Regions from separate parts of the Homo sapiens genome. Here regions 2, 3 and 4 are each linked to region 1. The links are chromatin loops, found by intact Hi-C in ENCODE. Cell type or tissue: endothelial cell of umbilical vein. All regions are shown on one strand.

Region 1 (8,000 bases):
CTCTATCATATCACACATGCTCTTTGTTCATAACCTGATATATAATCCTTTCTTTTTTATTTGGTCAAAGAACTATTCCAACATGGACCTAAAAAGGGTATGTTTGGTTTCATGGTAAAAGACTGAACTGAGGTGCCTTCTATTTAATGGTGCATAAAGAACTATGCAGATCAACAGATTTTTTTTTTCAAACAGCCCAAAGCTGCTTCTGATCAAAAATTCAGTGAAACTTGTTCAGGAAACCCTGGAGATTAGAAAGGAAGGCAGAGTAAGATCAGTTCTGTGTGCATTTTCCCAGAGGCAACCCCATCTGGCTAAAGCACCTGGGTCTCAGTCCCCAGAAACTGCCAGGTGGCCTGCCAATGTAGAGAAGAGAGTCCTTGGGAAGTTCCACCTGTGCCTTTTTCTTCTATGGGAGTCATTCTATGGGTTCAAGCTTCTTTTCTGAGGACAATACTGCATCCTGCCTCCATTGCTTCTTGTCCCCCTTTGTCATGACGGAGTATGCCTCTGACTTTGATATTAGGATTGGATCCTTCCCTGAATCTCCCTCAAATAGCACTTACTTCTCCAATTTAAAATCTAAAACTTGCCCTATGCATACCTTCCCTCCCTCATTACAATACTAGTTCATAGGGTTTGATTTTGTAGAGCTTTGTTAAAGAAGTTTAGATTTAATAATTTTAAATGAGTCATTGATTATTTTGTTCTGATAAGTCAATATTTTAAGATGATGTTCTTGTTCATGGATTCAATGAGCATAAAATTTGTGGCTGGAATTGATTGGGAGCAGATAGAAGGACTCAGAGTTGTACTAGCCAATAATCCAGCCATGGTGTGATGGGATATTCACACGGCTCCCCCTGCCTATGTCCTTTTTTGGAATGAGAAAAGAAAAAGTTGTATCAGTGGTTTACAATATTTATGGTAGCTATCGGCAATGCACATTGAATGAGCAAACTGCTAGATGCTATTCTTCACTCAATGTGCTCGCTTAAGCAAATAATAAGAAAAATATATTTGAAAAGGGAAGACAAAGTTTGATCATAAATATATTCTTTCTGAACTTCTGCTTTCTGGTCATGTAATTCACTTTGGGGATTACAAAGGAAAAGTGAAAGTAGAGTCAAATTATTAAGTAATGCGTTATTAAGGAAGTCAGATGTGTCAGGTTGGGGATGTTCTGGCACAAAGTTAAAAAATAACTTATGTCCTGGTCCTGGTGCTGGTACCAATTGACTGTGTGATATTTGGCAAAACGCTTAGGTCTATAATTTTTTCAGCTATAAAAAAAGATATTCAATAATAAAAACTTTAAGATTTCTTCTTGTTCTAAAATTCTATGATTATAAAATACATAAATAATGGCTGAATTTAGAGAAAATTCATTCTTTCCTCTTTTATTCAAGCATTATCCATCATTCTTCAACCATTGTCAATTTTTCATGTGTACTTATATTTTATTAATCTATTGCACATGTGAACCTATCTCAAAGCCTGTTTAAGAGGAAGCAGCATATGAATAAATATTTACTATATGGTATTTAACTGTAATACAGAATAAATAAAACCAAATATAATAATAACCATTATTTCTTAGTAAAATGCATATGATCAAAATTACATTTTTTTGGAGTTGTAATATTGCAATGTTTTGAAAGCAATAAGATATTTTCACACTGAGGAAGCCAAGTTCAGTTGTTTGTTGATAATTTGAGGAAGTGCACATATAAGTCACATATAGAAGGCACCATTAACTTCTCTGGTGAAGAAAGGCATTAGTATGGGGAATTCAAAAACAATTACATTATATCTTACTCTGAATGGAGTTTACAAAATTATGCTTAAACATGTCAATGTCTAGTGTCTTAAGGACTAACGATACTTCAAATTACATAATGGGATTCCAATCCAGTTTAGTTTCACATGCAACCAGAGCTCTGAAGAGAATGAAAATTATCACCTCTAATTCCAAGCAAAACTGACTTCCTTATTTCTTCAAGTTTACTTTCTCTAAGCAATTAATATTTTCATTTAAATAACACTTTCTGTGGATTAGAGAAAGCTTGGTGTCAGAGACTTGTATTTAAGTTCTGACATCTTCTTTTACTAGCCATGAGACATTGAGCAAGGCCATAAATTCTTTGAACTTCAATATCATCATTTGGCAAGTAAAATTTATAATAGAGTGATAACTATACTATGTTCTTCAAAGGGATATGGCTAAGATATAACAAAATTGTTCGTGTGGAAATTATTTTGAAAACTAAGTTTATAATGACTTACCAGGGATAACATAAAACAAAATGTAACAATATAAAGAAACAAGTGACATTTGCTGAATTAATTATATTAAATACAAATGCTATGAAGTAAACTGAATTAAAACAAAACAAAACAAAATATGACTTTACCTTCAAGGATGACATGATCTGCCTTTGAAAACATATAGGCAAGAACAACTAATATTCTTCAACTAACACCATAGAAGTTTGTATAAATCTCTAAAACTCTCTGCAGCTCAGTTTTCCTTAGCTATAAAGAGTGAGTATTGGTTTGGTAGTCCCCATGTTTTCTGGAAGTCCTTAACGTATTATTTGAGGAGACTATTTGGAAGAAAGCTGACATTTTTAAAAAGATTTGGCATTAATGTAAGAAAATGTTGTAGTATATCTTAATTGCAGAAACAAGAATTGAAAAGAACAATAGTATCTTTAAATCATATCAATCTCTAAGAATAGTGAGTAGAATGATTGACTAAATAACCTACAAATGAATAACACTCGATAGTGACTTGGATGTTTATGATAACCATGACAACAAAACACCATGTTGCTAACCTATTAAGAGTTTCTTTAAAAATGTAAAGTACTGTGAGCCATCATGAAAAACTGCTAGGTTTTCAATTAAACTCTCAACTTTGGCATGTGTGCTTCATAAGACCATAAAATGGGCACTGTACTTTGCACGGTGCCATGTGATACTGTTTTCAGTAACCAGAGCACTAAAATTCTGCAAGTAGCATCAGTCCTAGGCTGTCAGGCAGAACAAGGCACGGGTGCTTCATCTTGAGGGAGTGGAACTCTGCATTTTTCAAATCAAGTCTGTAATAAAAATGATCCCTTAGACCATATAGTGCTATATATATCTATATCTATATAATCTCATATGATGCTGCCAAGTAGGTACAATAGGTAGAATTCTCCAATTGTATAGATGAGGGAAAACAACACATGTGACTGAGGTTATGTAGCAAATAAATGACAGAGCCAGAACTAGACCTTGTATTTTTTAACCTACAGTCTAATCTTGTGTTCTGTATGCTTGTTTGTTTTCCTGCTCCAGACTTGTCAACAATAATTATGGCTATTATTTTCCGAGCACTTAACTACGTGTCAGGCACGATGCCGAGTTTTTCAGATACTCCCTTTCTTGTAATCAATTTTTTGTCTTTGCTGCCCCCTCTGTCAGAAAGAAAAAAAAAACTCATTGTATTTAATAAGCAAGGAAACTGAAGCTTGGGTAGAAGAAACACAGCACCTTGACGATGGTCACATAGCTACCAAGAGGTAGAGCCTGGACCCACAGTCATGTCTGCCTGTCTTCAGCTTTTCCTATCCCCTCACTTGGGCAGCTTGTATATCTCTGGCAGCTGCCATCTCAGAAGTTTCTTCCTCAAGAGGTTGTGTTTCCTTGAAACAAAAAGCAGTTTGACTTAGAAATATCAAGACAGTGCAATGAAAGACCTTGCACTATTGCCCTTTTAGGGTCTATGATATCTAAGATTGGAGTGTGATATTATTTTATGTGACCTATACATGCTGAGTTTAAATCTCATGCCAGTCATTTTGGAGCTGAGCTCTCTATAAGGCAGTTTTTCTCAATTTCTACACTACTAAACATACTCAGTAACTGTGGATAGGGTTCTATGCATATCTACCTTCGGTCTTCCTCTTGTTTCACATGCTCAGAAGGATTTTTCTCCTGAACATTGACAAATATTATTTTAAAACTTTCACACAATTCAGGATGCTCAAATATATTTCTCATTGTATTTGAGCATCTTAGAAACTAAGATACTCTTGAAAAACATTAATTCCATCTTCCACTACAAGTGCTTATTCCGCCCCTTCTTTCTTTTTCCTTCCTACCTTCTTTCCTCCCTCCCACCATTCCTTTCTTCATTCCTGCCTTCCATTCTTCCATGTAATAATAATTCAGTGTGGCTGCTAATCATGAATGTGATCTTTGAGAACTCACTGTTTAGCTGAGGCAAGAGCCCATGTAGGTGTTAAACAACTAACATGTAAGAGTAACAATGTGTCACAGAACATACATAATGTATATTTTAATGTCAACTCACAGAGATCATAAAGAACAATTTCCTAAGAAACACCTGAACTGACTCCAGTAGAACCAAAATACATAAAGAAGGAAGGGGAGAGGAGAAAATTTTGTAAATTTCAAAGAGAAATCAATAGATTAATGTTAATTCAGTCTCACCTCCCAGCAAATCATTCTACTCTGTTGCTAAGCAGTAAGTACAGACCATATGCACTTCTCCAGTCTAATATGTAGTCTCAAACCTCTTTTTCTTTGCCTCTGCTGTCCCCTCTGCCTGGAATAGACTCCCAACCTCCCATGCAAACCCTCCTGACTATTTTTGAAGGTCAGCTCAAGGGTAAGTCTATACCATCCTCTAGCCTCTCACAGTGTGTTGCACACAACTCCACTGTAACGGTCACCACTTTGCTGTGTAAATGCTTGTTCCTGCTCTCTCTGTGCCATACTGTGTTATCTGCTGTTTCAATCCCAGAACATCAACAGTGTGGAGCATTTAGTAAATACTCAAGATATGTTTCAGGATTAGATAATTCTATAAAAGCCTGTGTCAACTTGTTCTATATAATAATTTGGGTATTAGGATAGTGCCTGTAAGTGTTAAAGGCTCCATGTAATTCAGACTGTTCTCAAAAATATTTACTCTGTGGTTCGACTCTGAGTAAAATAATGACAAAGAAAATGGCTGAGAATACGAGAACCCACACTATGGAAGGAACTACATGCAATGAAAATAGCTAACTGAAACATAAATATGCACAGAAAGAGATAAATGAGGCATTCATACAACAACAGTGTCTGAGTCTACCACAAGTGGGTTATGATTACAGGACGCTGTGGAGCAGCATGAATAAAAGATTAAGTGGTGCATATTTTAGGTAGGTGGATGGGTGAACATTGCAGAGAACTGGTTTTAAAAAAAAGCAAGAATATTCAGATTAGGTATTCAGAAATACCTAATATAAATAATTCATTTTCCTCTGAGAGTGAAACCCAAAAATGACAGTCACTAAAAGTATATTTACATGACACCTTAAACAAATTTTGTGTAATGTTTTTATAATAAAAAAATGAAGCAATCTCTAGATGGAAAAGGTATTTCACACAATGTGTACCACCAATATACAGAGACTGTGTAGAAGTGAGAGTGACCATAAAGGTTTCCCCACTTCATGGTAGGTCAAAACCTAGCAGAGACTGTGTTTAGAATAAAATAGAGTATGCAATAGGTACTCATTATTCTCACTTATGCTGACTTTCCAAATCATCCCTGGTAGTAAAGACCTCTGGCTACTTTCCAAGAAATTAGCAAAAGAAGGGAATAGAATCACTGGATGTTAGAGCTTGAAGATTTTGAGGTTCTTTTGCCACCCTTATTTTCAGATGAGGATATCTTTCACAGGCCAGAAAAGTAAAGAAATCTACCAGGTGGTCAATTATTCTAAAATGACAGAACTGGGGCTAAAATCCAGGATTCTCGATTCCCAGTCCAGTGCTCTTTCTTACACACTAAGCCATGCCAAAATCCACTCTAAAATAAAACCCTAAATCTACTAGCCTTAACATTTATAAGGTGTTTCCACAAGGACATAGGTTTTGCTCCATGCCTCATGTGAGGTCTTTGTTTCCTTCTTGTTTAAAGAAAGAGTGACCTGGACAACAGTCTCATAGTGACATCTGGTGACTAAGTCAGGGTAATACAAAACATAAGAAGAAGACAAATAAAGTATCAATGTGCTTTTGTTTGTTAAGATTTAGGTAGGACAATTAAATCCAAAACTTAGAGGACACATTGTAATTCCTAAAGATTGTGTTTCATGGTTCCCTTCTTCTTTAATATGTCTACAAACAAGGTGATGTTTTATATTAATTCTCTTTTTGTAATAACAGTGAATTATTGCCAATCTTGTGGCATCTGAGTCTACATAAGCTATTCAACAAAGATTTATGAGAACCTACTATGTGACAGAAGCAGTTGTAGCTCCTGGGGACACAAAGCCTAGTTGTGGAATTAACCCAATACAGCAAACTATGAAATAATGTGATAAGAGCTAGAGTTAAGATATACATAAAATATGCTGAGGAAAGAGTGACTGACTGACTGGTAAGTCATAAATGCCTTAGAGAAAATGAGACCTTTTTAACTTAGCCTTTAAAAGTTATTAGGAGTCCACCTGACTTAAAAAAACAAAAATTCTCAATTCATTCTCTCAAATGCAACAAAAAGCATCCAAAATAAAAATATATTTTTATTAAAATTCATTCTATGAGTGTGATTGTCAGTGACATTGCTTCATTATTGATTAGCTTAGTCCCTGTAAAGAAAAATTATATGTTGCTGTTTCTGGTCAATAACACAGGTAGAGAATACCTAGTATCCTCAATATCTTCTATTTCCTATTTCAATTTCTGGTACAGAGGTCTGGGGAAGAAACCCCAGAGTTGCCTGCCTTTAAGTATTCAATTGTTACTTATATAGGGTCTTCTATATATCAGGTTCTCTTTATGGTGCTGGAAATGAAACAGTGAACAAAATCCATGCCCTCATTGTACATATATTCTAGAGGGGAAAACAGTCAATACATAGATATGTCACATATGTAGTAGGTTAGATGGCTGTAAATAGGAAGAGAACTGTGCAGGGATGGGGTTAGATAGTGCTGGGGTAGGAAAGCGTAATCTTAGATACGGTTGCCAGGGAAAACCTTCCTGAGAAATTGGCATTTGAGGAAAGGCCTGAAGGATGTGATGGAAGAAGATAAGCAGATATTTTGCAGATATTTAAGGAAGAGAGCTCCAAGAAGAGGGACAATCAGAACAAAAGGCCTTTGCTGGGAATGTGCTAAGAGTGGAAGCACACCAAGGAGGACAGTGTGGCTAATGAGTGAAGCCTGAAAAAAGTAGAAGAAATTAGGTCTGAAAAGAAGTGGGGACCAGATCATGTAGGGCCTTGTTAGCCTTGATAAGGAGGGTGGTGGGAATCACTGTAGACTTTGGGACACAGAGGGTGACAAGACCTCTGACCCAGATGCTATGTTCAGAACGGATAATAAGGAAGCAAATGCTGAATCAGAAATACCAAAAGTAAAGGATTGTATTTATCCAAGAGACAGCTGATGGTCATTTCAACAAAAGTTAGCAGTGGAAGAGGAGTAATTAGATTCTTGACACATTTAAAAGGCATAATTAACACAACTGATGGATCGAATATGCATGGGGAAATGAGAAAAGTCACTTCGAGAGTGACTCTGAATTGCTTAGGCAATGGGAAGAAATAGACATTTAATGAGATAGAAAATGTGCAAGAGGACCAGGTTTGGAGGAGCAGGACATCAAGAGTCCAACTTAGGATATATTAAATTTGATGTGTCTATTAATTGTGCAGGTAAGGATGTCTAGTAGGAGTTGAATAGAATCTCGAGTTCAGGGGAAATAACATTTGACCATCATCAATATTCAGATACTATTCAAAGGCTATGTGATATCACCTTGTGAGTGAATGCTGATAGAGAAAGGATCTAAGGACTGAACTCCAGTGAACTCCAGTGGAGGGATGAGATAAATGAGTAAACAGAGCTTAGGGGAACATCTAAAGTGAATAGGAAAACTGAGAGTAGCTCCCAGAAGTCAAGTGAAGAAAGTATTTTAAGAAGGAGATA
Region 2 (8,000 bases), 520 kb before region 1:
TTTCCATTTATTTCATTTATATTTTAAAATTTCCCTTGAGATTTCTTTCTTATCCATGTGTTACTTACATTTCCAAATATTTGAAGATTTTCTCATTTCTTCCTTTATTTCAATTTAGTTCCATTGTGCTTGATGTGCATACATGATTATAATCATTTTATTAATATTTTATAGGTCCAGGATATATATCTTGATGTGTTCTATGCACATGTGAAATAATGCTTTATATGTTTTGTTGGCTATAATGTTCTATAAATAACAATTAGGTCAAGTTGGCTGATAGCTTAGTGCAGATCGCCTATATCCTTACAAATGTTTTTCTAATTATTTTATCAATTATTTTGAGAGAAGCATAGAACTCTACAAATATAATTGTGTATTTTCTATTTATTCTATTAGCTATTTCTTTTTGTATTTTGAACCCTGTTATTCTTTGCATACCCATTTTGGATTATTACATATTCTTATTGAATTTAACCCATCATAACCACATAACCACCTTTGTCTCTTATTCCGAAATCAATTTGATTATAATTTGGCTGATATTTGCCTGGTATATCATTACAAATTGAATCCAGCCATATATTTTCAAAAGTGTAAGATATCATTATTAAATAAGTTTAATTTTATAAATCCAGCATTATGTCAGTGGAGATTAAATTACTGGAGAGTAATTTAATTAAGTATATAAACAAAATACAAAAAAGTAATAATTATCTCAACTGACCTACACAAATATTTGACAAAAATTCAAAATGTATTCGTAATAAAAACTTGCACGACAGTAAGAATTGAAGAGAATTTTCTCAAACTATTAAAGTGTATCTTTGAAAAAACTCACATAAGAGTGAAGAATTAAATGTTTTCTCTCTTGAAAATCAGAAACAAGTCAAAAATATTTTTTCTTTCTAAAATCTCTTTAATATTGTACTGGAGATAGATCATTACTAAAACAATATGACAAGATAAAGACAATGTATATGAATTTGAAAGGAATAAATGAGTATTTATAGATGTCATGATAGTCTATGTAAAAATTCCCACAAAATACACCCCTCAAAAGCTACTAGAACTAATCAGTTTAACAAAATCACAGAACAGAAAGTTAACATACAAAATGTAGTTGTATTTTTTTACACTATCCACAGTGTTATTAAGAGAAGTCAAAAGAGGTGCTTAGCACACAAAATTTAGGATGGCAATCACTTTCAAGGCTGTAGTACTAGCAAGAAACAATTTTAAATTAAAATTTTAAAAATGTTTGCAGTACCATCAAAACCCTAAAATAATTAGTGATGAATCTGTAAGATAAGATATAAAGTTGAAATTATAAGGGTAGAATCAGATTTTTTTTTGTTGTTTTGGTAAGAGCTAGTGGTCGGGGAAGAGTAATTCCAAAATTAAACCAGGGAAGATTCTATGTCTTGACTATGGTAGGGGTTACAAAACCTCATACAGTTGGCCAAATTTATGTAACTAAATTATTTAAAAGAGTATATACTCTGTGCACATTGAACATCAATAAACTTGACCTCATCTGCAAAATATGTCAATGAAGAAATATGAATTGCCTAAAACCTAGTATTGATTAATCACATCAGATTACTATATTAGTGATTCAAATGAATGTCTTGGTTCAGAATGATACCATGTGGTCACTATCAGCTTTCTCACATTCACCTATTTTAACACTGACTATGCTATCACTTATTCATTTGTTCACTAAATCATCCTCACATTTATCTGTTCAACAAATCTTAATGTGTGTGCTGCAGGACAATCATTGTACGTAATAGAATAACCTAAGGGAATAGATTCAGGGGTCCTTTTATCTGAGTCACAGTTCACCTCTATTTTATCAGTGTGACCTCAGGGAGTTATATTATGTGTGATGCTCATGTTTTTTCATCTGTAAAATAATGTTAATATTTACCTCCATGTAAAGCTGTCTTGGCACAGTGATTCTGTGGTATATCATGTGTGATTCTCATGTTTTTTCATCTGTAAAATAAGGTTAATAATATTCACCTCTTTGTAAAGTTCTCTTGGCACAGTGTCTGGCACATATACATAATAGAAAGTAAAATATTTTCCCTTCCCTTCCCTTTATGCCAGCATTTCTACGGTATGACTTCTGTGCTTTTGGTGTCAGAATCACTTGCTATATATTAAAATCTAATCTTTGAGAATATAATTGCAGAAAGTACAATTTATTAAGCATTGAAATTGGGCATGCAATGATCATCTGACGCCCCTAGGCTTCACTTGTTTTCACCTTCTGCCTCCATTCTTTTTTTTTTCCACAAGCAAAATTCCCACCTGCACAATCTCCCTTAACCTCCAAAAACAATTTTAACCTCGAACTATGATGGGTTTTATTTTCCTAAAAGTGTCATCAGAGGGCCTTCTGTATTATTTTGAGGGTGCTTAAGAATTCAGATTTTGAACGTCCATCCAGACCCACTGAACTATAATTTGGGGAGGTAGGAATTCAGGAATCTTCATCTAAATAAGCCTCCCAGGTTATTCTTATGCTCTGTTAACATTTGAGAACTTTAGCCAAACCCAACAATCACACTTTCCAAAACTCTGATGATATTTGGGCTTAGTTCTGGCAACCCAATTCATATCTACTGTCCTATTCCTGGTCCTCACTATCTAAGCAGCAGGACTGGGAGACCTCATTGTATTTTTACTATGCAGATTTTTTCTCAAACCTGCAGTCCCATGAATGAGGGTTGTTTCCTACTGATATCTCTTTATTCTAAAAGTATTGATTGGGCAACTAGTGGGTGTCAGGTCCTAATATAAGTGAGGATATAGCAGTGACAAAAGAAAAAACAAACAAAACATGTTTTCCTGAAGCTTAGTTTTTAATAATATAGACAGCCAACTAAGAAAATTGAATAAACATAGCATGTTAGATGGTAAAAAATGCATTAAAGAGAAAAGAGAAACAAGGATGGACATAGAAATTTGAAGATATTTTAAGCAAGATGACAAGGAAAGGCCACACGAGGAGGTGCTGGTTTACCTGCTGCTGCTTGTGCTTTCTAATATTGCTGAATGAAAAGTAATATTTTCATTGTTATTGACATGCCTACCCTCTTATTGGAAGCATGAGAGTAATTTAGCATGTTCCTGGCCTCATACAGCCTGCTTGCCTGGCCCACCACATGAAGTCTCTTGCCATAGCCTTAAGATGTCAGATTCCGTGAATGGACTTGGTTTTCTAGAGCCAGGAGCTGGGTCTGGCTATGTTTTCTGCCCCATGTCACTTTTCCTAAATTGGCCATTACCAACCACACTTAGAATAGATTCACCTGGATTTGAAGGGTTAATTGCAGTGACAGGCTACCACCAGAAGAGGGTAGCAGAGGGTTGCAGAGTAAGAGCTGCTGCTGGCCTAGGTCTTCCCCTACTGAAGAATGAAGTTGTCTTCAAACAAATGGCTAATATAGTCAGTCAAGAGGTGAGTTCACTGGCTAAAGCAATGGCCTGAGAAGAATGTTATTTATAAGAGCTGGGACTGGTCTTGAATTTCACATGCCTTGGAAGAAATAGGGAGTATAGTGTATCAGAGACGATTCTAGTGCCCTTAGATAATATAGATCCTTAAAGTATATCCCATAACATGAATGTCTACTCTACTATGGCCTCTGTCTATTCTTCAGGTTCCTCTCCTGTCATTCCTACCCATTCAACCCCTGTTAAGTTCCACCCAATGAAGAACACAATGGCTTCTAAGCATACCATGAGATCTCAAGATTCAGACCTTACTTTTCTTTCTTTCCATAGTAAACATTTATTAATCTCAAGTCCCTTGCTTAAACTGGGTATATAAAACTGAAGCCTCAGATCATTCCCTTATTTGGGAATAACATGAAGGTGGGACCCAAGACCACCTCTGGGGTTTATCGCTGCAATTCCAGGGACTAGCACAGTACCTGGTACCTTATAAACACTCAATAATTTTTCTTGCAAAAATTAATCAGTTGATTATATGAGGTAATTAACACAAATGGGAATTATTACAGTTCTTCTTTCTTAAAAGGGCAGCAGGATGACAAATTTTATTTCTACATTGTGCTCTGCAGAAACCAGATATAATACCTCCTCTGTGAGGCATACCTAGCAGGAAGCCTTCCACATATTGAATGCTTTGAGCAGTCCCCTGACAGTGATATCAAGCAGATAAAGTTGAAAATGTATTAGAGGGAAGCAGTAGTTTCTTAAAACGGTCATCACCCATGACCCTTGGTTCAAAACAGCCCAGAGGTCATCCTTGTCCCTTGTGTTCCTCAGGACCAGGACACTGCCACCTGTCAACTGCAGCAGATTTGCCGGCATCTCTCTCAAAACAAAACTAACAGGAATTCTGGTTTAAAAGTCACACAATATTCTTACCATCTAAAGCCGAAAAAAAAACAGAGAAAGGAATAAGGATTGACGTTTTTTTTTTTTCCTTTCCGACAATGTTGTAAAAACGAACAAAATAAGACAAAAAAAAAAAGCATTTATCTTTCTTAACCTTTATAAGATACCTGTAAAAATGTATTATTTTAATTATTATCATTTGCCTCATTTCTGAGAGGTAGTGAAATAAAGGGACGTAAAAAGGCTTGTTTGGGTCAGCCACTGAGGTCTTTTCATTTTAGAGCCCAGGTTTGTTTGTTTGTTTGCTTCTCTTCTGCCATGTTGCCTCAATTCAATTTAGTGTAACTCATGTATTGTGTTTTATAATTTACAAAGTGTGCTAACATTGATTTTCTAACTTATCCATCATAAGTACCCTATTGTACAGATAAAATACTAGTTCTATCTTTGGACCGATAAGGATACTGAAGTCATAACAAGAACACATGAATTTTGACTGTAAATATGGTCTTCCTTGAACAAATGGGCTCCCCTTGCAAAACGATTCAGTCTGCTTAAATTATAACCAAGAATAGGCCAAAAGCAGGTCTTTGCAAGGGGAAATCTGTGCTTTTAGTCTTACATGGGTGCTTAACTGCAACTCAAACTTGTGCATATATAAGGCAGTAAAAACTTATACAAAAATTGCATTTTCTTTATTCAAAATGCAGAAAAGAAAGCAAAAATCAACATTATCATTTAATCACAGTCCCCACTGCTCTCTCATATATTTGTGTTGGGGAGGGAGGTTGTGGATAGCATTAGTATCATTATTATCAGATAAGTAGAGGAAGAATAGAGACCAGGTGGAATTGGCCCAGTCGTTTGGCAGAGTGAATTAATGAGTTTTGGGTTGTTTAAAAAAAAAAAAAAAAAGTAAATGTTAGTGCTTACTTTGGCAATAGGGTCTTATAAGGATTAAATTAGTTACATAAGAAAATTAGGGGAATACATTTGGTTTTACCTGAATTAATACCAGGAGGTAATAAAGGGAAATTCCCACAATAGCAAAGAATGATCCTTTGGCAGATCTGAAATCCAAATTGAAACATGGCTATGAGAACTGACCTTCCTCATAATGTCAGCAATATTAGAGAGAAACTCAAGTATGGAACGTGGGGTTCAAGCTAATGCAATGCAGAAATTAAGAAGTAGGGAGAGCCTAACTGAGATATAGATTATACTTGAAAATCGCAAGATGACTAGTCAATTTTTCTTGAGCAATTATTGTATGCCAGCCTTATTTAATGCATTTTCCATACATTTTTAATTTAATTATCACAATTCTATTAAGTAAATACAATGATCATCAACACTGTACAAATGAACAATGAGGCTTAGAGATATTAATTTTTTCTCAAAATCCCACAGGAAATAGAGACAGGCTGGGAATATTTAGGTCTATCTGATCCAAGTGCCTGTGACCTTAATTATTATTCTTCATAACTTCAGAACCTGGAAATATAATTTATAGCAGAAACTTTTTATCTCTAAATTATTCATTAATTTATATTCAACTCTGTCACATAGAGTTAACAAGACTTCCAAAAATTATGCTAATAAAGCCATTGCTTAGGATGCTTCCTTATTATCACCACTTAAATTATAATCAAAATGAGCTATTTAAATGAAATTATCTCACAGTTTGCAAGTTTCTCTTCATTATACCCAGGAACCAAATGCATATGTCAAGGAAAAGCTTAGGTGAGGCTTTCCTATTTAGCTTTTAGAAATGTTGACTTCCAAGGACAACTTGGTATTATAGAATTGTTTAACAACTCTCAGGTTATTTGCATCTATATAATGGAAGTGTGAAGCAGCCTCCATATGCAAAGAGATAATGATGGTTCTGGACCTACAGCTAGTTTGAAAATGTTCATTTCAATAAGCATGTCCTCTGTGACTGGGTGTGGTGTCTCACACCTGTAATCCCAGAACTTTGGGAGCTGAGGCGGGAGGATCATTTGAGGCCGGGAGTTCCAGACTAACCCAGGCAGCATAGTGAGATCCTGTTTCTATAAAACAAAACAAAAAATAAGTATGTTCTCTGAGTTGGGCTGTGATTGGTTGTGGCACTGGGGATGAGGGGAAAGGACTAAAAATAAAGGTAACATTTGAACCCTATCCAGGAAGAATGTATGCTTCGAATGAAGAGACTAATTTATTACATATTAAATAACTGAGAATTTTTTCAAGAAAATTCACTAGGGAATGATAATATGCTGCTTTCATAATGTAAATGGATACCAATTCCTGAGTGATTTCTACTGCCAGGCACTATGAAAGAAAATTTTCATAGACTATTGTATTTAATCCTCACAACAGTTCTATAAAGTATTTATTCTTTACTTTCATCTTATGAATGAGGAAACCCGGATTCTGTCATGGTCATGGATATTTTGGGAATGAAAGGTATGGGCTTTCAGTTTGAGTGTATGAAGTTCTTGGCTTCCTTTCAATCTGGGATCCAGTGGGTCTTTGAAATATTATCATCTAGAACAAATATGAAATTACTTCCACCTATCAAAATCATATAATGTCTTACAGTGCCTGCTATGTCTTATTCACTCTAAAATTGCCTTGTTGGATGATCAATGTATCAGTTAGGAGTGTTTGGCGATGCAGGTAAAGAAAACCTGTTAAACGATTACTTAAGATACATGGATTACAGCTCTCACATAACAAGCAGTCTGGCAGTAAGATGCTGCCAGTATGGTTAAAAGGTTCAGTGAAAGCTGAGCCAACATTATATTGTTCTCTTTGCTGTTTCCCATGGTGACATGAATGCTGCCCCAACTTCAAGTATCATATTTTCATGGCAGTAAGAATGAGTAAAGGGATCAGTTCATCTCTGTGGGTCTCCAGATAGCTAAAATCACAACAATAATAACCATAATAATAACTTACATGCATTTGTTGCTGCCTGTTTGCCAGGTTGTGTAATATTTTTCTATAGTTTTTCACATAACTCTTATAATAAAATGAGATGGCACTATTATTATTATCCTCATTTTACATATTATAAAATTGAGACACAGAAAAGTAATGTCATATAGTCAAGGTCCTACAATTAGTAATAATGAAAAGCAAGATTGCAGCTCTGTTCTTTCTGGCTCTAAATGTGGTGTTTTTAATCCTGTGCTACGCTGATTCTTACAATCAGTAGATAAGGGCTTGAATATATGGTTATGCATCTAACCTTTAGAGCCTATTTGAGGTGTCTCCTTCTACATCAATCCCTTCATAACCCACCACACTTTCAAATTCCCTTTCCCCTCTTTTCATTTGCTATGTATTTGTCACATCTTTTACAGCACTGTATTCTTTATTCTATTAGTCATTTACCACATTTTCTTATTTCTCAGATTCAGTTCTAAGAACCTAGTAGGCAGGATCCATGTCCATTATTAAGCGCCAGCATGCTGCAAGTGTTTAGTAAATGTGTGTTGAGAAGTCAGCTGAAACCCCTCTCCTCTGGTCCCGCTACTTGCTACCTAAACTCTCTCAGTGCCATTTTAAAAAGTATGCTGAAGCTGGGATTTCCTTTGGCTAAGTCCTATTGCTTGGCTTCTTTTTTGACTAGA
Region 3 (8,000 bases), 280 kb before region 1:
ATCAAGACATCAACTATTATATAACAAGCAAATTTGATGCCAAACAAAAATATTTTTTCAGAAATGAAGATGGAATAAAAACTGTATACAAACAAAACCTGAAAGAATTGTCAGCAAACCAGCACTATAAAGGACACTAAAGAAAACTACTCAAGAAGTAGGAAAATAAAATTAGATAGAAATTTGAATCAACCAAAGGAAAGAAGGACACCAAAATAGTAAAATCTGTCAGTAAATATAAAATATTTATTTTGTCTAATTTCTAATATTTTTAATATATGCTAGATGTCTAAAACAAAAAATACTAATAATGAGAACTATAACATATGTATATGTAAGATGAATGCAAAAATAGCAAAACGGATGGAAGAAATGGAAGTACATGAAGTGTTACAATATTATTCAAAGTACCAGCCTGGCCAACAGAGTGAGATCCCATTCCTACAAAAAATTTTAAAAATTAGCTAAGCATGGTGGTATGCAACTGTAGTTCCAGCTACTCAGGAAACTGAGGTGGGAAGAGCTCTTGAGCCCAGGAATTCAAGGTTGCAGTGAGTCTAGATCATGTCACTGCACTCTGGCCTGAGCAACAGAGCAATACTCTGTCTCTAAAAAATAAACATAAACATAAACATAAAAAATAAAATAGGCTGTGATAAGCTAATGATGTATACTGTAAACTTAGAACAATGTTTCTTTAATTTTGGCTTCATCAGAATCATTTTAGAGACTTCATAGAACACAAATAGCTAGGTCTCCCCATCCCTAGTTTCTGATTTGGCAGATCTTGGATAGGGCTCAAGAATTTGCTTTTCTAACAAGATTCCAATTGATGCTGGTCCAAGGAATCCAGTTCAGGAACCAACAACCTAAAGCAATTACTAAAAAGAAAAAAAAAAAAAAATACAGAGGCATGGCTAACATTAGAGAAAAAAGTGGAATTATAAAAAAAAATTCAACCCAAATCAAGGTAAAAAAAGAAAATAAAACAAAGAAAGAACAAATAGATAAGTACAAAGCAATGGTGAACTGCTAGATTTAAAGCCAACTGTATTTTCATTAAATTAAATGTAAATGATTTAAACACTGAAAATAAAAAGCTTCAACATAAAGCAAACACTGATGGAACTGTAAAGACAGATAAATTCATAATTATAGTTAATTATTTCAATACTCTGAGTAATTAATACAAGCAGACAGAAATTCAGTAAGCATATTGAAAACTTGAACATCACTATCAACCTATTGGAACTAATTGGCATTTGTAGAATGTTCTATCTAACAATAATGGAATACAAATTCTTTTTAAGTGCATATGGAACATTCACCAAGATTGAACATATCCTGGGCAATAAAACAGGTGTCAATACATTTTAAGGGATTAGAATCACAAGGAGTTCATTTTTAGATCAAATCCCAATTGAACTAGAAATTAAGAACAAAAAGATATCTGGAAAATTTCCTCATTTTTGGAAATTAGACAACATTTTAAAATAACCCATGGGTCAAAGAAAAAACATAAAAAATAAAAAATATTTGAACGAGATGAAAATGAAAACAAATCAAAATGTATAAGTTTTAGCAAAAGTGGTGTTTAGAGGAAAATGTATAGCATTAAACACTTTTATTAAGAAAAACAGTCTGAAATCAATGACCTATGTTTCCATTTTAAGAAACTAGTAAAAATTAAAAAAAGCTAATTAAACCCAAAGTGAGCAAAAGAAATAAAAATATATGAAAATAAATGATGTTATACTTAATAAAATTTAAATTACTATTGAAACATAATGTAGCTTCCATTAAAATGAAAAGAGAATTGAGTCATTTTATTTCTTTGTATAAACTTTCTGTCAACGCCATATGATGGCAATAAGATACCATTATTTTCTTGCTTGGCTTTGACAGGGCAATTATAGAGTTAGTTTGGCAAGTCTTTCAGATTTCCTAAAGGCCCTTGTTAAATACTTGATAATAAAATCAAGTATTAATTATAAAATAAATAATAATAAAAATCATTATTTTTAAATCACACAGGATGTTATGATTTTTGTGTTTCTTTAACATTTTCTTTTGCAATTATTAACTAGCTTAACTCTCTGATATCCTCTCCGTGTGTGTGCGATTTGAGGATTCCCTAATGTCACTCTCACTAACTTAATGAAATCTTACTTTTTTTTTTTTCTTTTTCGAATTCTACAAGGAATCTTTGCAATTCATTTGTACTAAATTTGCATTAGAATGCTGCAATCCAACAATTATCTGGAGACCTGTCTACTAGACCTTTGATGGAATGAGTGGAGGTAGATTCGGGTACTAAGAAAATGTGGTTTGGGGGTAGACATTAGAAACTAGTTCTATAAATGTTCATACTTGCTTTTTCATGTAGATTTGTAAACGCAGGATCTTACATAATGAGAACTTAATCACCCCGGAGAGCTTATTCACTCGTTGTATTACAGATCCAGGAGAAGTCACTTGACTCAGGGTCACAGGAGTAAATGTGAGAGACTAAACCTAGTTATTCTTAAATTGTATTGTTTGAAAACACTACAAGGCAGTAAAATAAAGATATAATCTCAAAGATTTCACCCAATCCCAGAGTAGTAATTCTCTACTCAAAAAGCCAAACAAAGTTCAAATTTTCTTTCTCTCTTTGCATCATGAATAAACTTCACAGCTCAAAACAGGATATACATTTTAATTACAAACAATAGGAAACCAAGTTTGGGTTAGATATAATAAATAATTTTCTAATAGTTTATTAAATACTAAATGGTTTACAATGTAATATTTAGAATATCTCTATTTCAAAATAATTAGTTATTAATTCTTTTAGTGTTACAGTTAACATTCTGCTACAGCATTCATAGTAAACATGGGAATTTCTTGCAGCACCTCCCTACCTCCCATCTAAGGGGAACATGGTAAAATAAGATTGCCACTCTTTATCTGTGACAAGCTGACTATGCCCTGCTGTAAAGCACAATGAACTTGCAGTCAGGAGACTTGTGTTCATATCTGCATTCTGGCTCATTAACCATGGCTTTTGATAAATCATTATATTTTGAGGTCCTAGCTTCTTCATTTGTAAAATAAAAATGAAGGCAGGTTGACTCCCAAAGCTCCTTCACTTTCCATGATCATATAATACCATCATATAATTCAATTTCTGAATTTAAAAAAAGCAACAAAAGAAAGGAATGACTGTCACACACATGTGGAAAGTAAATTAATTCTGACTTTTAGTTTTTGTAGAGCAGTACCTAAATGTGTATACCTGTTGAGCCAGCAATTCCAACTCAAAGATCTTAATCTACTGCAATACTCTCACATGAGAAAGTATGTACAAAGATAATTACCACAGCACTATTTTTAACTGTAAAGAAATATAAGTTATCTAAATATAAAGAATTAGGGTAGTAGGAGTCATGTTATTCATACTCTAGAATACTTTGAGGTACAATTATACAGAAATTGTCCATGATCAAAAGAAGCACATCATTAAAAAGTTAGCTCGTTCTTCCTAGCAAAGCCAAGAAAAAAATAAAACAACAAAAACAACAAAGTAAGCTGAAGAATTACTTGTCATAGATTCAATTTTTGTTAAAAAACTAAGGTTTTGATTTTAAATATATATCACACACACACACATACAAACATATGTTTACATATACTTTCATAAGTACACATACACACTCTCACACAAACTTACAAAAGCTTCTGTAAGAATACATAACGAAGAGTTACCAGTCATTACCTCTGGGCCAGAAGGGTTTAATGCAATTTAAATTTGTATTCTACATAGTATACTAACCTAATGCCTACTGGTTTAATAAGTAATCACTTTCTGAAAGATAAAAACTGTTGCCCAACCCATGATATTTTAAAATCTTAACTTATATGCCTGTCTTCCCTACTGTTATCTCTATATGTTTTCAGCAATTTGTGTGCATGAGGTTAATCAAAATGCTACATTGTAAATGAAACCATCCATTTACACAGTGCCTTTGTCCAGTTAATGAGACCTGAAGAATGTTGATCCATTCTTTTCCTAAGTATGCTACATAAAAATCCTTCAGAAAATGTAAACACATTTCAGGCACCTGCCTGAGAACCAATACACAAAGTCAAAGTGTTGTACAAAATGTCAACAGCAGATGGTGCACATTTGCTCTTCTTAAACCAGTTTTCCATTGTTTCCAGAAAAAGAACAAACTACCAAATATATACACACACACACAAATCGCTCTAAAACACAAACAGCCTAACAAATGAGACTTCTTGAGAACTAACTGTAGGAACCAACAGCCTCAATCTATTTCCCTGTAAATAATCTGCTCTTTAGGGATTTGGTTTCTGAATTCAGCCAAAGAACTATCAGTTTTCAGCAATATACAGTGAAAATCAACAAAAAAATTCTTGTCAGAAGTCAGTAAATGGCACTAAAGAGGAACATGTCTGCAATGCATAGCAAGAGACAGATGAGTATGACAAGATTATCACATCTAAGATGGGTGATACTGGAGAAAGATGGGAAAGGAAGATAGCCAAAAGTGGGTTGAAATCATTTTTTTCTAAATTTCAACTCTGAATATTACAAAAAAGTTCTGCTTTGTAAATCATGCTTACATCTTCATCCCAAAACTACTTCATCAAGGGAAGGGTAATACTACAAAAGTGTTTTAAACATGACTGTAATCTGAATCACATGGGTAACGTTATTCCTTCATAAATTTTGCTTCCCAGCCTCCATTCTGTAACTTCTAAAACAAAATCTTTGAAGGTAGAGATAGGGATCATCTTGAATCAGTGATTTCTTCAATAAATAATATTCATCCATGATTTCCTAAATTGGATTTTTTAAAAAATATCCATTTAATAAGCTGGCCTGTACATTTATAATCAAATATCCTTTTGATGTTTATAAAAATATATTTTAAAAATTATGAAGTGTTCAACTATATAAAGTAATTGAAATGATAACTCAAGCCAGAAGTAAAAATTAACACTAGAGTCTTATGATTACAGGCAATTTTAAAATGAAATATTTAATTTATGTTCATTCTTTTTGCAGAAGTATGATTAGGATTAGGTTAGCAATAAAAATATGATTAGTTCAAATGTAAAAATAAATTGAATTTTAATAAAATTATATGGGTTAATGGGACAGAAATACAACTTAAATGAAAGAAAAAGAATGATGTAAAACATCCAACTGCTAAAAGAAGAGTTTATGTATTTTTGTAATAAATGACAGTATCATCTAGCTGTATTTATATTCCAGTGGATATGTTTAAAGAAATTATGTTAATTACAAAATGTCAATATCTGCAATATGTTAGAAATCACATCTTTTACAACTGTGTAAACTTATGATGAAACTATTTAGATGTAAACCTAAAAATACGTGAGTGGTTATATAGTTTTCAAAATCTTCTTAGAATTCTTATAGATCAGTGCTCTGCACTATGATAAATTTACAAAAGACAAATGGGCTGGCTGGTCTGTGCCCTGAAATGGAAGCTTTCCTTCTTAGTAATTTCTTCAGATCATAGACACGTAGTCCATAAGAACAAGATTCTTTATAAAATTATAGTTTCTAAATAATATTTTTGGAAATATTCTAGGTTTAAAGACTGCATATTACAATGCAGAGAGTTTTTTGAAAAACAAACAAAAAACATTCATTCTGGTAAAAAAAGGTACAAAAAATGTGATTTTTAAATGAATTCATTGTTAGAACTAATTGTAAAATTCTTTGTTTGGAAACATGATTTTGAAAACTTTTCCTAGGATCACCTGATATATGCTGTGGGAGCGAATACCCATTTTTAATATAGGCCTATACAAATTTATAATCAGATAGGAGAGTTTAGCTCATAAATACACTGTAGACTATTTCTAAGCCAAACTTTAATTATTTGGAATTACAAAAATGTAGGACGATACCTGCCTTACTTCTTCCTTTGATAGTGAAAGAGTGTTTCAGTGAATTTGTCATTGGTAAACTCATTGCCAATTCATTTTCAAACTTCATGTAATTATTTGAAAATATTTTAATTATTTTATTAGCCACATATCAAATTTTTGAGGTATAGTACTTACCCTCTGTTATATTTTGCTATTTCATCAAACAAAAGTTTCCACCGAGGACGTCCTATAAACAGTCTTGAATTCAGTGCATGATATTTTTCTCCAATTATCTTCTGCCAAAAAGAAAGCACTACATTATTCGATATTTAGTTAAGTAAACCAGTTCTCTAACATCATTTCTGCTGGTGCTGCGGCTTCCCACCAAATTGCTGTGATATAAAGAATGTAAGTATCAAATGGCAACCTATCACGTACAATTATTTCAAAATATCATTTCCTTTCTTCTTTCTTTTAAAATTCATTATCTCCTTGAATTCCATTTGTTTGTTTTTAAACAAACAAACAAAATCTATTCTGGTAAAAAGGTAGAAAAATTTGATTTTTAAATGAATCAATTGTTAGAACTAATCTCCTTGAATGCCATTCTGACAAATGGCTAATTTTCTTAGACTTCAGTTAGTTGTTTCATCTTTAAAGAACTGCAGTGTAAGACAAAGAATGAATTCTAATTGGTCAATCTCAAAAAGGCTCAGCACATAGACTTCAACATTGAAGTATTTTGGCACCACAAATACAGTTGTCATATTTGGCTCATTATATAAGTAAAATACTACAAATTGTCATCGTAAATTTGGGGAAATAATCCTAGACAAGACAGCTCAAGACAGCAAAACTCCAAAATTGGGTCTATCAACAAATGGCTGTGAACAGGCTCCTGTTTGCAATTAACAGAGCATTAGATCTAAATCAATGTGAAGAGTCAGAGTGAACTGCGGAGAAAGGAGGAAGTATCTGAGTCCCAGGCAGGCAAACTGAGAACCAGATGCAAATTATGCTTCATACCTTAATTATCGCAATACCAGGAGGAAAAGTGATATTGACTTACTTCGTGAGACTGGTAAAATGAAATACTATTTACATACCAAGTAGGGTAGAAATACGACTGGAAAACTTAGAGTTAGATTAGTTTTGAGGTAACTGAAAACATTCAAATGTTGTATTCCAAGTATTGTGAAAATGTATGACAAAAAGTACTAAAATAAAATTTGTGAATGCATTCATGCCTAGATTTATACACCAGTCCAGCTCTTCAATGTTGTCTTCAAATATTAGTTTCATCACTTGCAAAATGGGAATAACATTTACTGCTTGACTCTGTTTTAATTACATAAACTAATATATGTGAAATTATTAGCATAGTTCCTAGAACAGTAAATAAATAATGCATGATGGCTATCATTATTTTTTAGTTTTCTTTGTCTAGAAATAAGCTTAACTGTATACGAACTCATCTTCTCTCTCCACATAAAACATTCCCTCAATAAAAAGAAATCATAAGGCTGTTCATGTGTAGTCTGAATTTTAGAAGAACTTGAGGCGATAGTGAAGAGGGGAGGGGCAGACTCAAAAGCTCCCTGTGAGAAGGACAAATGGAAGGCATAATGTGGTTGACTTCAAGGACAAGCTATGACTTTCCTGGACATATTCCAAAGGAGGCTTTCCTCTAGGAAACTTCTGTTCGAACCACCTGCAGGAATTTTCTTCCACCACAGCTCCTACAGTAAATCTATTATCAAGAGGCTTGTTTAATTTACGATAACATCAACCACATACCTGTATCCCATCTGTTTGACTGAGGTACAGCTGGATGTTGACATAGTCAGGTCTGTTCTCTTGCCAAAACTGAGAGGACAGAAAAAGGAATAGACTTATTACAATTCTGTGGGTATACTCAGATTTTCTCCTATTCTAACATACTTGATTCTAGAATTTAACACAACCTAGCTTATCATAGTCAATATCTATAAGAAAATGAATACACACACACATACATACACAGAAATATATATAACAGATTCTAACGTTAATAATCTGGCCTCTTGGTATTAATTAGTTCTGATGGTGGT
Region 4 (8,000 bases), 1.1 Mb before region 1:
TCTGAAGAATTAACACTGGAAGCAGAACTCATTGAATTGTAAAGGTATTTTCACTGTCAAAAGTGACTGGTAGGAAGATATTTAGGCAAGCCTTCTTCTATGGTGTGTGAGGTGTATGTTTTTAAAATCTAGCATCAACATTCTAGGAAACAGCTACAGCTCATTTTTTCCAACTTTTAAATGTCACATCTTTTTTTTTTTTTGAGTCAGGATCTTTGTTGCCCAGGCTGGAGTGCAGTGGCATGACCATAGCTCACTGTTGCCTCAAACTCCTGGGCTCAAGTGATTCTCCCACCTCAGCCTCCTGAGTAACTGGTATGATAGCTGTCTGTCACCACATCTAGCTATTTTGTTTAATTTTTTTGTAGCGATGGGGTCTTGCTATGTCATCCAGGCTGGTCTTGAACTCCTGGCCTCAAGTGATTCTTTCCCACTGGCCTCCCAACATTCTAGGATTATAAGCATAAGCCATCGTGGCTGGACTGTTATATCATTTTTATGGTTATGGAAATGTGATATCAATGATAATCAGCAAACCAAGAGATGAAATTTAGAAATTTGTATTAGGAATCTTCTTCAGCTGGTCCATCTGGGAATCAGCACCTCTACTCTTACCACTGCTTCTGCAAAAGTTTGTCTCTGCTGCTTACATTGAGCTCTCTGTGCAAACCCACAGTGGTAGTCTTTGATTATTGCTACACAAGCTGAGTGCATCTTGGGCAGAAAGGCTTTCTCACTGGAGTTGCCCAAAGAACTTCGCCTGCCACCTACTGGCCAGGAAAGGGACCTGGTCGACTGACTGCTGGGGACCAGGTTAGGGGTTGAGGGGAGAAGAAAAGGAGGAGGAAAAACAGTCCATAGACTGTTGACACACAAGGTCTGATTCTTCTCTAGCATTACTGAGGATGGTCAGAAATGCCCCAGAGTTTAAAAGCTGTCTGCTCCTCTCAGCCCATAACTCGTAGTCTGTCTGGCACTATTCTCCCTGGAGATACAGTCACAGAGCAGTGTCTGTACAGTGAATGCAATTAAACAAAAGCCTCTAAAAATTTCCAAGGGGAAATTAGATAACATGTGCTTTGATGTAGGGATTTGGAGTTTGAAGGTGAAAAAGACAGCCAAGACATCAGAAGTCTGCAACTGCTTAGCTCCAGTTCATCACATTAGCATTCTGCTAACATGTCTTTTTTTGTTGTTTTTTAAAGTTTTTCACTAAAGTCAATTTGCTCAGTTTTTCTCAAGTACCATCGGACATTTTAAACATTCTTTAGATTAAGACAAGTCCTGAAGTTGGACTTCTGTTGTGAGTGAATGATGAAATCAATTTTTCTTGTGTTTTTATTAGTTAATCAATCAAAGGGAAAAGTGCTTGCTAGTCCATTTGGGCTAGAACATTTGGTTCTCATTTTGCTATGCTGGCAGGCCGTAGCTCTGTGCATGGATGAGAAAAGTCTACTTTTGTCCTGGTCCATTCTCCAGCAATAAGCCGTACACTCAGCTGTATCCAGTGGCTAGATAGTTCCTGAGAGATGTGTCCACAGTTCACTCAGAGTTCCTGTTCCCCCTCATTTTCCTCTGATGTTCCTTCTGTGCCTTTTCTGCATTGTCATAATGTGTCTGCCTGAGTCAGAGCACAATGTCTGGTGTGCCTGACTCTCACTAATGGGCCAAGTGTGGTCCTGCTCTCTTTAGCTTCTAATCAAGACTCCAGTGGGATCCAGAGTAAAAGTGAACAGGCCACAGCATAGGGGAAAATTAAGATGGATGGTATAGCACAGCAGGAGCTTGTTTATCCCTGAGGAATATAAGTAGGGGGAATTGGTAGAACTTGCTCTCATTTTCACACCTTGTATTACCACGACAGTGATTTACTGAGTATCTACTCAGAGCCAACCTAGGGATGAATATATTCTTGTCCTCAATGATCTCTGGTAGAACATGCATGTTGGGGGGAAAAATACAGTGACTTTCTGTGTGATACGTATGACCAAAGTAAAACCTTGTAAGATGTCATAAAACCTCACAGGAGTTTTGGGTAGGGAAGACCAAAATCTCCTCTCCTTTTGCCTAATCCAAGATAGTCTACCTTTTAAGGAGTGTTGTGGTTAGGAAAGGATCATTCATCTGGGATCCAGATCTTATGAAGGGTGTATTAGTTTTCTATTGCTGCTTTAAAAGTTGACCACAAATTTAGTGGCTTTAAAGCAAAAGAAATTTAATATCTTACAGTTCTGGAGATCAGAAGGCTGAAATGGCTTCCACTGAGTTAAAATCATGGTGTCAGTAGGGCTACATTCCTTTCTGGAGGCTGTAGGGGACAATCCATTTCCTTGTATTTTTCGGCTTCTAGAGGCTGCTTGCATTCCTTGGCTTCTATACCCTTCCTCCACATTCAAAGCCAGCAGAATAGCACTTTCAAATGTCTCTCCGACTCTGGCACCCCGCTTCCCTCTTGTAATATCTTTGTGATCACATTGGGCCCACTGGATAATCCAGGATCATCTTTCCTTAACATAATTGCACCTGCAAGTCCCTTTTGCCATGTAAGATAACATAGTCACAGGTTCCAGGGAATAGCATGTGACCATGTTTGGGGGCCATCATCTGGCTACTAAAGAGGACTTCCAGGTTGATATTATTCTATCCTATTACTTCCCTTGTTTTATTCATGCTATTGAAGATGTAATAAGATTTTTTTGTTTAATTTAGCTTTTGTTTTTACAGCAATTCTACATGATGATGCTGAGATACTAGCCAACTTATATCCCAAGTTCTTTTCTAATTCCCTGTTAATTAACTATGTTCCTGCATCTGGCACTGATGCAGTTGTTTGTTTGGACCTGAATGTAGGGGAAGGGCAAATAATCTTTTGGATTGGACATTGGCTCCTAGTGAGGTGAAAAAGTGTTCCCCTCAACCAGAAGTGGAGAAGGTGGATGAAGACTTTTCACATAATCTCTGAGACTGCTATGGAATTTACCAGATGGGCAGAGTGGAGAGTATGCTTAATAACCAATAGCAAGCCTCTTATAATGGCAGTGTTATTATCTTACCCTCAGGTGGGCCAGCAATGTCCTAGAGTTTAATGAATCTGCAAAACAAAAGTTTGAATATGGAGCAAACAGGAAGGAGGGAACAATTACCCACTTGACATATCCTCTTGAAAGCTTACCAGTCATGGTACTGTGGAAAGAACATGCTGTTTGGACTCAGACAACCTTGGATGTCAGGACCATTTGTGTCCCTTACCAGCTATGTAATCTTAGATCACTTAACCTCCCTCAGCTTCAAGTTTCTCACTTTTAAAACAGAGTTAATAATATCTGACTCATATCACTGGTGTGAGCTTAGAATATGTAAGTCCATTGTTCTCAAAGTGAATCTATGTTGTGATTCCTAACCCAGGAATGTCATCATTACTTGGAAGTTCCTTAGCAAAGCAATCTCTCTGGCCCTACTCCAGACAAACTGAATCAGAAACTCTGGGTTGGGAAGTCTTACCCCATAAAATAGTAGTACGCAAAACACATGGAAAAGAGTCTCACGCGACTGGACTGGGACTTACTTAACAAATGCTGATTGTAATTATTCTTTTCACTGGGAGCCTCATTATATTCACCATGCTTTTTGCTTTTCAGTTACTGTTTGTTTTGGAAGAACATGGCCAATGACAGATTTATGTTTGTTTACCAAGTTGTGGTCTCTCTTTTTTCTCAAACTAAAAAGTCACATAAATAAATGAAAGAAACAGCATTATTAGTTTGTATTTCTGGCTGTGCCGTTTTAACTCAGCAGAGGGGGAGTCACGCACTCTGGCAACTTCTTTATCCAGAATGTGCTGTCGTGATGCCACAGAGCAAGGCTAGGCACAAAGCTTATGCACCTGAGAGATGCTGTGACTATTTTCTTCAGTTGCTTTTTTAAATTTTTTGACTAAATATACATGAAAAACATAAGCGCACACATACCTCACCAAATACAGCTTCATATTATATGATGCATAAAATTTATTGCAGTGATTTATCATTTAGTTTCTATGTAATTAAGTAAAGATGGATCCACATGTTCTGGGCCAAGTTAAAACTCATATTTTTTATGAAGAATCATAAATGCACTGCCAAACCACAACAGGAATGAGGGAAATGGCTAAAACTCACAAACCGCCTTTAAACCCTGAGGAAAGTTTGACTTCTAGAAAAGCAGTTAAGCAGAAACTTATTAACTTGCCACCGAAGGATGTAATGAAAATTTGGAGGGCCATGGATCCCCAGGATAGAGCAATGATTTCCTAGTAGTTCAGGCAGGATTCCTGAAGTCAAATATTTCCATGTCAGTAGCATTCTAAAGAGTAAAGTCATGTAACCTACTCAGATTGTCACCAGGACTGTCTATTAGGTGGGGTCATGAGATGACCCCAGGATTAGTGAAAAGAAAACTCACATTTCATGGATATGAACTGTGGGACACATTCTTTTCTTTTCTTTTTTTTTTTTTTTTTAGATGGAGTCTTGCTCTGTCACCTAGGCTGGAGTGCAATGGCGCAATCTTGGCTCACTGCAATCTCCACCTTCTGGGTTTAAGCAATTCTCCTGCCTCAGTCTCCCAAGTAGCTGGGATTACAGGTGCCCACCATCATGCCCCGCTAATTTTTATATTTTTGGTAGAGACAGGGTTTCACCATGTTGGTCAGGCTGGTCTTAAACTCCTGACCTCATGATCCGCCTGCCTTAGCCTCCCAAAGTTCTGGGATTACAGGCATGAGCCACCATGCATGGCCCTGTGGGATACATCCTGTATTATGTTCACAGTGGACCTTTGAGCACAATACAGAGTGAAATGAATATTTTTGTCCTTATTTTCTAGAGGCTCTGAGAATTTAAGTGCTTAGTCTAGGGTCCTGGCTTATAAATGTCAAAGTCAGGATTAGAATGCATGTCTTCGCTGACAAGGCTCACTTCCCTATACCACACTACTTCTGTCAAATTATGACATGAGAGACACCGACGGCTACCTTGTTCCATCAGGGTCACTTGGACTGATTTGCCTATATACCAAAAAAAGAAAAAAAATGTTGCATTTAGGGTTATTTCTCTGGGACTAAAAATCTGTGTCAAAATATGTGGCAGAAATACATTCATCATGACCTTATTTATCAACAGTAACAAGAACAAAATGAGATACATGCTTGAGAAAATAAATCCACCAGTAAAGCAATGTTGGAATGAAAAAGAGCTTTGAAGATACATAGACCTGCGTTTGAATCCTAAATTTTGGTTCTACCACCTATTAGTTCACTAACTAAAGGCTATTAGGCCTCTATGTGCTTCCGTTACTAATTTTTCTTTATATGTGGATAGGCGATGATAGTTTCTATTTTAAAATACTATGTGAAGATCCAATGAGATAACAGATAAAAGTACTTAGCACAGTATCTGTCATAAAGTAGTTGCTCATTAAGTGTTTACTGCATAAAGGATGAAGCAAGCCATTATTAATCCTTATCATCATAGCACAGATTAATTTATCTCTTCTCTAGCAGAGAGGAGGGGAAGTTTTGATTGCATATGGTGTGTGGAGGCATCAGGCTGATGCTGGGGAGGTAGCCATGAGTATTATGGAATTGGATGTCTAAAGTGGGTGTTAAGAAGGGAAAAGAGGCAACTGAAAGGAAATTGGGAAAGCTGGAAGGTGGTTGGCTGATGGCTCCTTGAGGCTAAGCTTATAAGGAAACAATAGAGGATCCTCCTCTGCCCCTTCCCTGTCAGCTTCATCTCCTGTTACCTGCTGACACACATTTTACATGCTTGTGATTCCCTGCACACACCATGTTGTTTCATACTTCTGGGCTGTTGCTCCTGTTGTTTCCCAGTATGGTGTATTCCACGGTTTTCACGTGGCTTAATCATCCTTTTTTTTTTTTTTTTAATACTTTAAGTTCTGGGGTACATGTGCAGAACATGTAGGTTTGTTACATAGGTATACACGTGCCATGGTGGTTTGCTTCACCCCTCAACCCATCACCTACATTAGGTATTTCTCCTAATGCTATCCCTTTGAGATTCAACTCAAGTGTCACCTTTCCTGAAACCTTCAAATTGGACTTAGTTTATTCTTCAGTGACTTCTGATTTCTCTGTGCATTTTTCTCTCTCATCACTTCATACTCTAAAACATTGCTTTGTGTATGAATTGATCTCCCCCACTACTCTGTGAGCTTTTCCAAAGGGCAGGCTTTGTGTCTTGTTTATCTTTATTCTCCCAGAACTCAGCAATGTACCCAGTATATAATGATTATTCTAAAAACTCTGGTTGAATTACACTGGACTGAACCAAGGTGGGAAGCATAAGGATCCTTTGCCTATTTCATTTCACTTCAGATTAGGCACTCTCTCCAAAGAAAAGTAACTATATCAGGGTTTGTGACTCAGCTCTTGGCGATTTATGGCCAGGTGAGTTTGTAAATACAGCCCCACATTCGAAACAACAATCCCAGCTTGTTGTTCTCACTGCTTTTGGGAGCTGTCATTCCAGTCAGTGTTTCTGCAGTTCCTCATTAATTGTTATTATCCAAAGTAAGCACCTGTTGAATGCCATTGTGCTAAGGGATAGGTGGGATTTGGAAAAGGGTTGCAATTTCTGCTGTTGAGATTTCACAGGCTGCACTCCTGTAATTTTGTTCTAAGGGGAGAGAGTGGGAAAGGGTTAGATGACTTGAAACATTGACCTGCTGGCAGGTGGATCATGAGGTCAAGAGATCGAGACCATCCTGGACAACATGGTGAAACCCCATCTCTTCTAAAAATCCAAAAATTAGCTGGGTGTGGTGGTGCGCGCTTATAGTCCCACAACTTGGGAGGCTGAGGCAGGAGAATCGCTTGAAACTGAGAGGTGGAGGTTGCAGTGAGCCCAGATCATACCTCTGCACTACAGCCTGGCAACAGAGTGAGACTCCATCTCAAAAAAAAAAAAAAAAAAAAAAAAAATACAACAAACAACACAAACACAAAACAGCATAATTCTCAAAGTATATTTATAAAGTTCTATTTTTTTAAGTTTGTGGGACTTCTTGGAGGGAAAAATTAGTAAATAGAAGCAGAGTAAAAATGTGGTTTATAAAGAGCTCATAATAAAAGTTTATAATAAAAACTTTGTAACTAAAAATATTATACCAAAAAGTAGTGTAAGTCTTCTCAATTCCTGTAAAAATATTATACATAATAAAAATAAGTCAGTCAGATTTTATTCTCATAAAGAAAATCTATACAAATATTTGAAAATCACCACCAAATTTCAGGCAGTTCTTAAGGTTTAAATTTTATCTCAGAAGCTTTTGTGTACTCTATTCACAATCAAATTTGGTTCATTCAGGATATGATGGAATCAGAAGTGTGCAGTGCAATAAAGATGCAGGGAGCAGTTTTCAAGGAAATTCCTTGGCGGGGAGTTCTACTCCTCACTCATTAATCTCAGTTTTTCCTCAGTTAGGGCTGCCATGTTTGTCATAAGGGCTGGAATAAGGAACACAGCTTAAAGGTTACCTGAGTGGGCTATGAAGCTAGCTTCCTTTTATTCTAATCCTTCCTCTTCTACTTACTATCTGAATGGGGAAGTCAATTAGCTTCTGTTTGCCTCAGTTTCCTCATGTGTACAATAAATGAGCTAATAATGCCTACCCCATAGATTGTTGTGGATATAAAAAGATTCATTACATTTAAGGGGTTTAGAGCAGTGCCTGGCCCATAGCAAGTGCTCAATAACTATTACTCCCTAGCTTCAGCCTTTTCTTGTTCACTGGCAAATGCCAGTGCAGCTCAGACATTAGTTATTTATCCATGTATTCATTTAACAAACATTTTTGAGTATTGAGTATGTGATTGGCACTGTGCACGGTGCAAATGATACAGAAAATGAGTAAGCTCCTCTCTTTAATAAGTTCATGGTATAGTGTGTGTCTGTGGCGAGTCTAGAGATGATGGTGCAAAAGAGTCTTTCAATTAAACA

What was found. Peaks named below come from ENCODE experiments on the same cell type or tissue, not always from the same donor. Only the 100,000 strongest peaks of a DNase experiment are listed, where the experiment ranks them.
Region 2: it touches region 1 in a loop (11-fold over the local background); 40 of 110 quality-filtered maps call a loop at or near these places.
Region 3: it touches region 1 in a loop (10-fold over the local background); 26 of 110 quality-filtered maps call a loop at or near these places.
Region 4: a loop joins it to region 1, with 10 times the contacts of the local background. A loop is called at or near these places in 4 of 110 quality-filtered maps.

What each region holds. Positions count from the first base shown.
Region 1 is chr11:89,611,199-89,619,198 of GRCh38, forward strand. No RefSeq gene overlaps it. Among named protein-coding and RNA genes, the nearest start is that of TRIM77, 95 kb to the right of the region's middle. RefSeq lists a silencer at 3,343-3,637. In endothelial cell of umbilical vein, no CTCF peak of the experiment used is centred here; a DNase peak (open chromatin) is centred at 3,413.
Region 2 is chr11:89,094,721-89,102,720 of GRCh38, forward strand. No RefSeq gene overlaps it. Among named protein-coding and RNA genes, the nearest start is that of GRM5, 33 kb to the left of the region's middle. In endothelial cell of umbilical vein, a CTCF peak has its summit at 3,371 (motif pointing right); a DNase peak (open chromatin) is centred at 3,461.
Region 3 is chr11:89,329,740-89,337,739 of GRCh38, forward strand. NOX4 (NADPH oxidase 4) reads right to left here. Exons shown (of 18, transcript NM_016931.5): 16 at 7,708-7,776; 17 at 6,106-6,206. Among named protein-coding and RNA genes, the nearest start is that of TYR, 160 kb to the left of the region's middle. In endothelial cell of umbilical vein, a CTCF peak has its summit at 4,155 (motif pointing right); DNase peaks (open chromatin) are centred at 2,522, 4,162 and 7,552; H3K27ac peaks cover 1,767 bases.
Region 4 is chr11:88,551,844-88,559,843 of GRCh38, forward strand. All of the region lies in intron 8 of GRM5 (glutamate metabotropic receptor 5), which reads right to left. Among named protein-coding and RNA genes, the nearest start is that of GRM5-AS1, 51 kb to the left of the region's middle. RefSeq lists a silencer at 598-892. In endothelial cell of umbilical vein, a CTCF peak has its summit at 757 (motif pointing left); a DNase peak (open chromatin) is centred at 3,418; H3K27ac peaks cover 2,595 bases.